Linked DNA regions of Homo sapiens: region 2 is linked to region 1. Evidence: chromatin contacts called from ENCODE Hi-C or POLR2A ChIA-PET data. All regions are on one chromosome and are shown on one strand. Each heading gives the region's core, a stretch centred on a gene start or an enhancer-like site at or near the end of the contact. The rest is flanking DNA. Distances are from core to core; before and after follow the strand shown. Region 1 overlaps ZNF670-ZNF695 (ZNF670-ZNF695 readthrough (NMD candidate)). Region 2 holds the start of ZNF695 (zinc finger protein 695).

Region 1 (5,330 bases), core at 1,494-3,993:
ACTCCGTCTAAAAAAAAAAAAAAAGAATTGGGGAACACAAGCAACGAAGAAACCACAGCAGAAAATCGTATGTCTGACTATAAGAAAACTTTAATCTTCTCTAATTATGGTTAATTTGGGTGGTAGGACTATATTGGACTATTCTTTTCATCTTTTTCTAAATTTTCCACGTGAGCAGATATTTATAATAAAATATTTTAAAATTCAAATTATGTAGCAATATGAGATAAACCTTCAATACCTTTCTAGAAACACATTGTGGCAGATTGGGTTTTTTTTTGAGATAGGGTGTCACTCAGCTTGCCCAGGCTGGAGTGCAGTGGCATGATCTTACCTCACTGCAGCCTCGAGCTCCTGGGCTCAGGTGACTCCTACATTAGCCTCCCCAGTAGCTGGGACTACAGGTGCACACCACCAAGCCTGGCTAATTTTTTGTATTTTTAGTGGAGACAGGTTTTGCCATGTTGCCCAGGCTGGTCCCAAACTCCTGGTCCTACAGACGTGAGCCACCACACCCAGCCTTGTATTTTCTAAAGATGGTTGCACCTGTATATTTATTACTACATGCATCCTACATGCCTTTTCTATGATGAGTCTGACACTTCTCCCACAGAGACGTTGGATCTATGTTTCTTCTCTTTGAATCTAGGCAGGGACTTGGTTTTTGTTTTGTTTTGTTTTGTTTTTGTTTTTGTTTTTTTTTTGAGACAGAGTCTTGCTCTGTCGCCCAGGCTGGAGTGCAGTGGCGCGATCTCGGCTCACTGCAAGCTCCGCCTCCCGGGTTCACGCCATTCTCCTGCCTCAGCCTCCCGAGTACCTGGGACTACAGGTGCACACCACCACGCCCGGCTAATTTTTTGTATTTTTAGTAGAGACAGGGTTTCACCATGTTAGCCAGGATGTTCTTGATCTCCTGACCTCGTGATCTGCCCTCCTCGGCCTCCCAAAGTGCTGGGATTACAGGCGTGAGCCACTGCACCCAGCCGGGACTTGTCTTATGATTGCCCCAGTATTGAAGTTTGGCAAAAAGTCACAAAATATGTGACTTTGAAGGCTAGGTCATAAAAATGAAGAAACCTCCATTTATTTTTCCTTCTCTCTTGGGATCCTTACCCTTAGAACTCAGCCATCACATAGTAAGGAGACTCAGGCCACAGACAGGTCTAGTGAGGAATTCTGGCTGACATCCTCAGCTAGTCCCCAGCCATGAGCAAGCATCAGCTGCTGTCATGATCCTGAGTGAATGATCCCTCAGAGTCCAGGCGCCAGCCTTTGAGTCTTCCAGCTGATATCCCTGACAATGTGGGTCAGAAACCAGCCATCCATTCTACGCCTGGTGTGAATTTCTAACCATGGAAACGGTGCGAGATAATACACGATGTAACGCATGATTGTTGTACTTTAAGCCACCCCATTTTCGGGTGATTTGTTATGCAGCCATAGTAACACGCGGGGACAGTGAAGTCCTCTAAGGTGAAAAGTGTGTTTGCTATTGGTTTAAGAAAGCGAGTGCCACTCACGGGGAAGAAGAAGTGTCTTGTAAATTATCACTAATCTCCTCAGATGTCAATGAATCAGATACTGTAAATTATCCTTACTCTCCTCAGATGTCAGCGAATCAGATACTGTGTCTTGGCCAGGTGCGTTGGCTCACACCTGTAATCCCAGCACTTTGGGAGGCCAAGGTGGGATTGCTTGAGGCCAGGAGTTTCAGACAAGCCTGGGCAACATAGCAAGACCCTGTCTCTACAACAAAATTTAAAAATTAGCCGGGCATGTACCTGTAGTCCCAGCTACTTGGGAGACTGAGGCAGGAGGATTGCTTGAGCCCAGGAGTTTGAAACTGCAGTGAGGTATGATCTCACCACAGGACTCACTCCAGCCTGGATGACAGAGTGAGACCCTGTCTCAAAAAAAAAAAAAAAAAAAAAAAAAAAAATATATATATATATATATATATATATATATATATATATATAAAATCTCTTTTCTGAAAGAAGCATTTAAATGTTGAAAACACATTATCTGCTTATTCTAGAACCCAAAATGGGCATTTTTTTTGTTTTTGTTTTGAGACAGAGTCTCACTCTGTTGCCCAGGCTGGAGTGCAGTGGCACAGTCTCGGCTCACTGCAACCTCCACCTCCTGGGTTCAAGCAATTCTCCTGCCTCAGCCTCCCAAGTAGCTGGGACTACAGGCGAGCGCCACCATACCCGGCTAATTTTTGTATTTTTAGTAGAGATGGGGGTTTCACTATCTTGGCCAGGCTGGTCTCGAACTCCTGACCTCGTGATCCACCAGCCTCAGCCTCCCAAAGTGCTGGGATTACAGGTGTGAGCCACCGTGCCTGGCCCAAAATGGGCATATTTTTAGAACCTAGACTATTGAGCTTGTCACTTTTTCTTACAATGTGCCACATTCTGCACCAATGATGCAGGAAATTAACAGCTAGATGTTCTTAGTTCTCCCTCTCCGTGGCGGTTCTGAAGATAGGCGGTGAAAGTGGACTGTTCCTCAGAAGCAAAAACTCTCCAGTGTTTCTGATCCATTAGTTCCGTAGCAATGTATGAGTTTTCATAACTATGGTTATGTATTTTGGTAAGCTGCTATCTTCATGCAACAGTCAATTTCACTGAACTTCATTTCCTCTAAGTATGTTAGATTACATATTTCACAATGTATTATTTGAAACAAACCAATCTCATTGAAAAACCCAGTTGAGAAGCTTCATGAATAATTTAACTGCTTGCTTTTCCTCTCAGATTTCACACATTTTGCCACGTCATTATTTAAGGAAACTTTCTCATATTGTAATACTTCCTCTTTTCTATTCAAAGAAATTGTAAACATATCAGCAAAAAGGGAACCACAGTTTTATCTGGAACACTAATATATTTAGAGTGAACAACACTGCCACCCTAAGATTTCCCAGTAACCTAGATGCATTTTGCTGTACTCAAGCAGGCTGATATGATTGCAGTTTGGGGAAAAATTTATATTATATAGAGTGTGGTTTCTTTTGGAGTGGTTTGCTAGTTTCTCCAATGCTGTTTGTCATATATGTAAAAGTAAAAACAGTTGGTATTGTGTAGCAGTATAGAATACTACCTATGTTCTCTCTCTATATATATGCCCCAGAGAACCATTTGTTTCCATTCAGAGTGATAAGGTTATACAAGACCTACTTGGCCATGCAAGACAAGTTCTTTTCTTCATTTCTGTCTACAAATTCAGATCATTTCTCCATAGTTCAAGATAGCTATCTATCCTTCAAAGAATGGTACAGGCCAGGCATGGTGGCTCACACCTGTAATCCCAGCACTTTGGGAGGCTGAGGCCGGTGGATCCCTTGAGCCCAGGAGTTCGCGAGCAGCCTGGGCAACATGGCAAAACTCTAGAAAAATATAAAAATTAGCTGGGCATGGTGGTGCTCACCTGCAGTCCCAGCTACTTGGGAGTCTGAGGTGGGAGGATCACCTGAGCCTGGACTGGTTGAGATCACGCCACTGCACTCCAGCCTGGGTGGAGACCCTGTCTCAAACAAACAAACAAAAAACAAAAAACAACACAAAGAATGGTAGAGAGAGCTGTAAAAGTAAAGAATCTATGAAGGTCTTTTGAGCTCAAAAATGTTTCTATTTCAATTATCATTTAAAACATGTTCACTATGAAGGTGGGCTTCCTGACTTGATTCACTCATTGAAATTCATAGTAGGGTCAGTTGATGACCAAGAAACTTAGCTATTTCAAAATCATGGGGTATAAGTCTTAACATCAAATAATGCATATGTAACTCAAACTTCTCATCTTTAGCATCATCAGTTCAAAAATTATATACGTTACTCCACTAATTAGGCATAACACTTCATTAGAAGTTATATATGCATTCAAAGCCACCTCCAGCTGCACCAGCCTATAATGAGCTGTTTATTTGTTCATGTGACAATCTTATATTGCTACCTATTATTTCATGTGCACGTAGATACTCGATAAAGTCTTTTAAAATGAATGAATGCAAATCTTCTGCCTCCCACAGTGCCTGTTCTTAAATCCTAAGCCCCATTATTGCTACTCCCTGCCACCTCCATTCCATAAACTGCAGGGCCATTGTTCTATAAGCTGCTTGAGTTTAAGAGTGTTGCTTTCACAGCTCTCTTCATACGTACAGGAAGGCTCTGCTTCTCCTTCCCAAGACACTCAGGGAATCTTTCCAGGATGCTTCCCATTCACTCTACTGAATTCACCTACTCCCTCTTGCTACCTCTGCTTATAGTATTTTGCTTCAGACCCAATTGTCACCCACTGGTCCCTGAGATAGGCAAAAGATGCTTTAGACTATTTTCTTGGGTGCTGCCCTCGGGCTCCACATCCTGCAGCCTGCCTCATTCCCATTCTGGAAGGGAGTTCAGATAGCTTGAACTTAGTAGTAAGGGTGATCTGACTCCTGTGATCATTGACTTCAGTGTTCACCAGGCTGCTTAGCAAAGGGCCCTCTTCATCACTCCCTTCATCATTCAGTTAAGGGAAAAGATCTCAAGAACGCAGAGGCATAGAGAGGCACCTCAATGGCACTGTGCTTTGCAGACATATGAGTTGTCATGGCAGACGGTGGTGGTGACGATCACTGCTGCCTGTATCTTTATAACCTTAGAGAAATCTGAACTTCTCTTTAAGGAAATCCATGTGTAATTTCCTTCTCTGGTTGCTTCATAGGGCAGTCAAGGCGGCAGGAAGCCACAAAGCCCTGGCTAACAAATTAAAGCAATGTTTATATGCTAGGCTTGGTCTTTCCTAATGAAGGAGAGGCTGCTGACTAGTGGGGCTCAGGTCAGACTTCCTGTCACCAGCTGGGCTTGCACACGTAGGGAACACTGACGAATGGCTTGGGCTTTGTGCCCCATCAGCACTGGGCCCTCATGGCCCAGTCACAGGAATATGGCTAGCAAGGCAGCACGACTGCTTTACACCAGAGTTCAGGGAAAGGCATCACATCCCTCAAGCCACCCAAGCAAGAAGTCTGGTGGTCGTCCTAGCCTCTTGCTCTGCCTCATACCTCACAGACGATTTGTTTACCACGTCATAAAGATTTTACTTCTTAAATACCTCTCAAATCCATCCCCTTTCCTCTCAATGGCTCTGGCCACTGACTTAATTCAGGTCCTCATCATTGATCATCAGAGTTACTAAAATGAGAAGCAAGTGGCTTCCGTGGGGCTGGCCTCTTCACCTCTAAGCTGATGTTTTCTGCAAGAGTGATCTTTCTAAATTACTAACATCAGATTTCATCACCTCTCTGACCCCCTTCTGCCAGCTTGAAACCTTTCTTTTTT
Region 2 (5,330 bases), core at 1,745-4,244, 48 kb after region 1:
TTCAGAGAAATAGAAAAACTAAGCCTAAAATTTTTTTGGAACCACAAAAGACTAAGAATAGCCAAAGCCATCCTGAACAAAAAGGAAAAAACTGGAAGAATTACTCTACTTGACTTCAGATTATATTACAGAGCTATAGCAACAAAAACAGCATGGTACTAGCATAAAACAAGACACATAGCTCTATGGAACAAAATAAAGAACCAAGAAAAAAATCCATACATCTACAGCAAATTAATCTGTGACAGAGGCACCAAGAACATACTTTGGGGGAAACAACAGTCTCTCAATAAGTTGTGCTGGGAAAAATGGATATTCATATGCAGAAGAATAAAACTTGACCCCTTGGCCGGGTGTGGTGGCTCATGCATGTAATCTCAGCACTGTGGGAGGCCAAAGCAGCAGGGTCACTTGAGGCCAGGAGTTCGAGACCAGCCTGGCCAAGGAGTCCGACCAGCCTGGCCAACACAGTGAAACCCTGTCTCTATTAAAATACAAAAGTTAGCTAGCTGTGGTGGCCTGCACCTGTGGTCCCAGTTTACTCGGGAGGCTGAGGCACGAGAATAGCCTGAGCCCAGGGGATGACAGAGTGAGACTGTCTCAAAACAAAACAAAACAAAACAAACAAACAAAAAAAACGATAAAAAACAACAACAAAAAAACTTGGCCCCCGTCTCTAGGCATATACAAAAAATCAAATCAAAATGGATTAAAGACGTAAATCTAAGACCTCAAACTATGAACAGAAAACATCAAGGAAACTATCCAGGACACTGGCTGAGTAAAGATTTTACAGCAGAGTGTCAAGTGATTATTCTCTGCTTTCTTCTCATGTGAAATGTTCAGAACAGAAAGAAAATATTTTTTAAAAAGCCACTCATGGCTGGGCACGGTGGCTCAAGCCTGTAATCCCAGCACTTTGGGAGGCCGAGGCGGGAGGATCACAAGGTCAGGAGATCGAGATCATCCTGGCTAACAGGGTGAAACCCTGTCTCTACAAAAAATACCAAAAATTAGCCAGGCATAGTGGCACACGCCTGTGGTCCCAGCTACTCGGGAGGCTGAGACAGGAGTATCGCTTGAACCCGGGAGGCAGAGGTTGCTGTGAGCCAAGATTGCACCATTGCACTCCAGCCTGGGCGACAGAGCGAGACTCTGTCTCAAAAAAAAAAGAAAAAAAAAAAAAGCCCATTCATTGCACTGTGAAAAAAACAAAAAAGAACCGTTAAAATCTTGCATCTGTTTGAAAAGCAAATAAAGGACAAATAAGCCGGGCGCGGTGGTTCATGCCTGTAATCCCAGCACTTTGGGAGGCTGAGGCGGGCGGATCACGAGGTCAGGAGTTCGAGGGCAGCCTGGCCAACATAATGAAACCCCATCTCTACTAAAAATACAAAAATTAGCCGGGCATGGTGGCGCCTGCCTGTATTCCCAGCTACCAGGAGGCTGACGCAGGAGAATCGCTTGAACCTGGGAGGTGGAGGTTGCAGTGAGCCCAGATTGTGCCACTGCACTTCAGCTTACCTGCCATTGGGCAACAGAGTGAGACTTCGTCTCAAAAAAAATAAATAAATAAAAAGAACAAATAGTTGATAATGTTGTGTTTGGAGAGACAAAGTTAGCATTTGGGAATGTAGAAAAGAAACTGGAAACAAGATTTCCTTCAGGCCCTAAAACAGTTAGGCTGGGGGAACAGAGTCCTGGATTTGAGGTCCTGCTTGCCATACATTTGAAAAATGCTGGGAAAACCAGTTCCCCTGTGGAGTGTTAGAATACTTAAATGGCAGACAATTAGACTGAGTGGCTTTGATGTCCTGGGATTCTATCTAAGGAATCCTAGCTAACTTAGATGAATTTCTTGTAAATTGCAAACTTGGAGAAAAACAAAACGTAGGCTTAACCAACCACTAAATGCTAATAAATCTCTTATTACATAATCAGGAAATTTCATCCTGGACAGTCCAAATAAGGTGACTGCATAATGGCAACCGATCAATTATTAAACGTGGTTGCTTCCTCGTGCACCTTATGAAGACCTTCCCTTCAAGTTTAGCCCCAAACCAGGGCTAGGGGCTTCCAGATTCATAAATCACTGTTTGCTGGAATAAACTCCTTAACATTTCAAAGGTGCTTCAGTTTATTTTTTTAAGAGGAGAAAGGAGACCGGGCGCGGTGGCTCACGCCTGTAATCCCAGCACTTTGGGAGGCCGAGGCGGGCGGATCACGAGGTCAAGAGATCGACACCAACATGGTGAAATCTCCGTTTCTAATAAAAATACAAAAATTAGCTGGGCGTGGTGGTGGGCGCCTGTAATTCCAGCTACTCGGGAGGCTGAGGCAGGAGAATCGCTTGAACCTGGGAGGCAGAGGTTGCGGTGAGCCGAGATCGAGCCACCGAACTCCAGCCTGGCGACAGGGCGAGACTCCGTCTCAAAAAAAAAAAAAAAAAAAAAGAGGAGAAAGGAACCCACAGACCACAGCTCCTCCCACCCAGGAACCTTTCACGGGAGTCGGGACTCTCCCGACAACCCCTCCGTCATCACAGCACAATCCAGGGAAGACGCGGCGCTGCGGGCGCGGGGCTGCCCCGGGAGGGCTCTGGGCCGTGCCGAAGTCACCAGGCAGAGACCGGACAGTCACCCAGCGGCCGGGATCCCGCTGCCGGCCCGGCCCCCACCTGCGCGGGACGGGACTGAGGGCCGAGCTGCGCCAGCGGGACTCGGCCGCACACTCCGGAGCCGACCGCCGGGAGGCCCGGGGCCGCCAGCGCTGGTTCCAGCCAATTCCAACCGATTCCAACCACCCCCTCTCCCTTCTCGGGACACCCTGCTCCGCACACTCACCATTTCCCAGCTTTTGGGGGTCCCAGCGTCCTCCCTATAAATCTCGCAATACCTGCAGGCCACAGGGCGATGGAGCCTGCGGCAGTCACCCGGGACTCTCCGAGAGGCAGCAGACGGGAACCCAGCACCCCGCCGGCCGCAAGGAGACAAAGGCCCCGCCAGATCCCCAAGGCCGCCCCTTCCTCTCTGGCTGCACGCCTGATTGGACAGTTCTCACGCTAGCGCCGCTGACTGGATGGGGCTCCAGGCCCCACCCCCTCAGGTCTTGAGTGACAGGAGGTGCGATCAGACACTGGGCCGAATGAAACAAGAGTGACAGGTTTTTGGGTGCAGCCCTTTTGAAGCGACATTCCTCACGGCACTTCGACCTGGACCCACCTGCCTGGGGGATAATGGCATTTAACCTTGTATATAAGATTATATCCATTCATAAGTTTTACACACACACACACACACACACACACACACACATATATATTTCACAAATAGAAACAATGAATGATAATTATTTTAAAGTTTCCGATTTCATAACCTTCCGGGCCTCTGGTCTTTTGACCAGGCAGCCTGAGCTGTGGAAAGTGAGGCAATCCTCTCAGGCAGCAATATGCAATATAAATAAAAGGTGAGCCACGCGTGTCATTTAAAATTTTCTAGGATCTGGCGGGTCGTGGTGGCTTACGCCTGTGATCCCAGCACTTGGGGAGGCTGAGGAGGGAGGATCACATGAGGCCAGGAGTTTGAGACCAGCCTGGCCAGTATGGCGAAACCCCGTCTCTGCTAAAAGTATTTTTAAAAATTAGCCAGGAGTGGTGGTGGTCGCCTGTAATCCCAGCTACTCAGGAGACTGAGGCAGGAGACTCGCGTGAGCCTGGGAAGCGGAGGTTACAGTGAGCCGAGATCATGCCTTTGCACTCCAGCTTGGGTAATAAGAGGAAAACTCCATCTCAAAAACAAAAACAAAACAAAACAAAAAAATCGGCTGTGAAGACATTTCCTCCTGCAGAAATTTAGCCAAACAGCTGAGTATGTCTTGAAGTCATTCTTTGGTTCTTAACAGGGCAAAGCTATTTTCTAAGACCTAAACCCTGGACTGGCCATGGGGCAAACCCTCACAACACATATGGAATTCATGCACAGTTAATGCATCTCTTACCTTGAACCAGTGGTTGCTACTAATTTTGTTTCTGATTCAGCCCAGTTCTACAACTGCCCTGCTATGCACAGGGCACTGTACTAGCTGCCCTGGCCTTGGTGAACATCATTGTGGGGAGAGGACTTTGCTGGGAAAAAGTTGCATCCCCCCAGATTGAAACCATTCCACTTTCCAAATTGGAGTAAAACTGAAAAGACCTAGGGGAGCACCCAAGGTTACAACATGAATGAATAGCTCAGAATATTTAAAGTCATTTGATGGTATCATGGGTGAGTGTGTCTCACTTCAAACAAAATAAAACACTACTGTTATTCTGAGATTCTAAGTTAGGATTTATGTAAAAATATATAATAATTTTTTTGATACACAACACACATACAAAAAAATACAAAGCATTCATGTAAAGCTCTGTGAGTTATTACAAAGCAAATACAGTTGTATAACCAAGAAATAGAACCAGCATCACTCATATCCCAACAATTACTATCTGCCTCCCTTATCTACCTCCCCAGTGGTAAGTAAGATTATTATTATTATTATTATTATTATTATTATTATTATTATTTTAAGACGAAGTCTCGCTCTTGTCCCCCAGGCTGGAGTGCAATGGCGCGATCTTGACTCACTGCAACCTCCACCTCCCGGAATCGAGCGATTCTGCTGCCTCAGCCTCCCGAGTAGCTGGGATTACAGGCGCCTGCCACCACACCCGGCTAATTTTTGTATTTTTAGTAGAGACAGGGTTTTACCATATAGGCCAGCCTGGTCTCGAACTCCTGACCTCAGGTGATGCACCCGCCTTGGCCTCCCAAAGTGCTGGGATTACAGGCGTGAGCCACTGTGCCCTGCCGATTTTTTTTTTCTTTTTTTGAGACAGAGTCTAACCCTTTCACCCAGGCTGAAGATGCTCTAGCGATCCTCCTACCTCAGCCAACTGAGTAGTTGGGACTACAGGCACACAACCACCACAACTGGTTCATTTAAAGATCTTAAGAGCTAACATTGTACATCACTTTTGCCTTTTCATACAAGCGTTTTATTACAGAAAATTTTAGCCATATACAAAATAAACGAAATAGTATAATAGACCCGTCACCCTGATTCAAGAACTACTCATCTTGTGCCATTTTTCTTTCATCTATGCTTCAACCCATTCTGCACCCACTGCTGTATTTTTTTAGTTCCTTTTTTTTTTGCATGAGGTCAGATGTACACACATTGAAAGGCACAAATCTTAAATGTACAGTTTTTAAAAAATAAAATATACCCATATAAGCTTCACCCCTTTTAAGAATGGAATATTTTCATCATTCTCAGAAAACTTCCTCGTATTT

Evidence for each region. Hi-C counts contacts between places; a loop is a spot of excess contacts on that map. ChIA-PET counts read pairs that join two places held with the same protein, here RNA polymerase II (POLR2A). Pooled maps may share reads with other maps.
Region 2: a loop to region 1 is called in a pooled map, with 4 times the contacts of the local background. The contact joins the promoter of ZNF695 here to the enhancer-like site in region 1. A Hi-C loop is called at or near these places in 2 of 50 pooled maps. POLR2A ChIA-PET finds 5 or more read pairs at or near these places in 2 of 52 experiments (AG04450 and OCI-LY7).

Annotation. Positions count from the first base shown.
Region 1 is chr1:246,957,373-246,962,702 of GRCh38, forward strand. The region is part of intron 6 of ZNF670-ZNF695 (ZNF670-ZNF695 readthrough (NMD candidate)); the gene reads right to left. It also overlaps a transcript of ZNF695 not described here. Among named protein-coding and RNA genes, the nearest start is that of AHCTF1, 28 kb to the left of the region's middle. RefSeq lists enhancers at 4,951-5,110, 5,161-5,210. Within about 2 kb of position 2,744, at least 2 of the 41 ENCODE cell types and tissues checked have a DNase peak (open chromatin) inside an H3K27ac peak, as active enhancers do.
Region 2 is chr1:247,005,063-247,010,392 of GRCh38, forward strand. ZNF695 (zinc finger protein 695) reads right to left here and starts at 2,995. Exons shown (of 4, transcript NM_020394.5): 1 at 2,844-2,995. The coding sequence starts at 2,846. All of the region lies in intron 1 of ZNF670-ZNF695 (ZNF670-ZNF695 readthrough (NMD candidate)), which reads right to left. RefSeq lists silencers at 2,588-2,687, 3,188-3,247.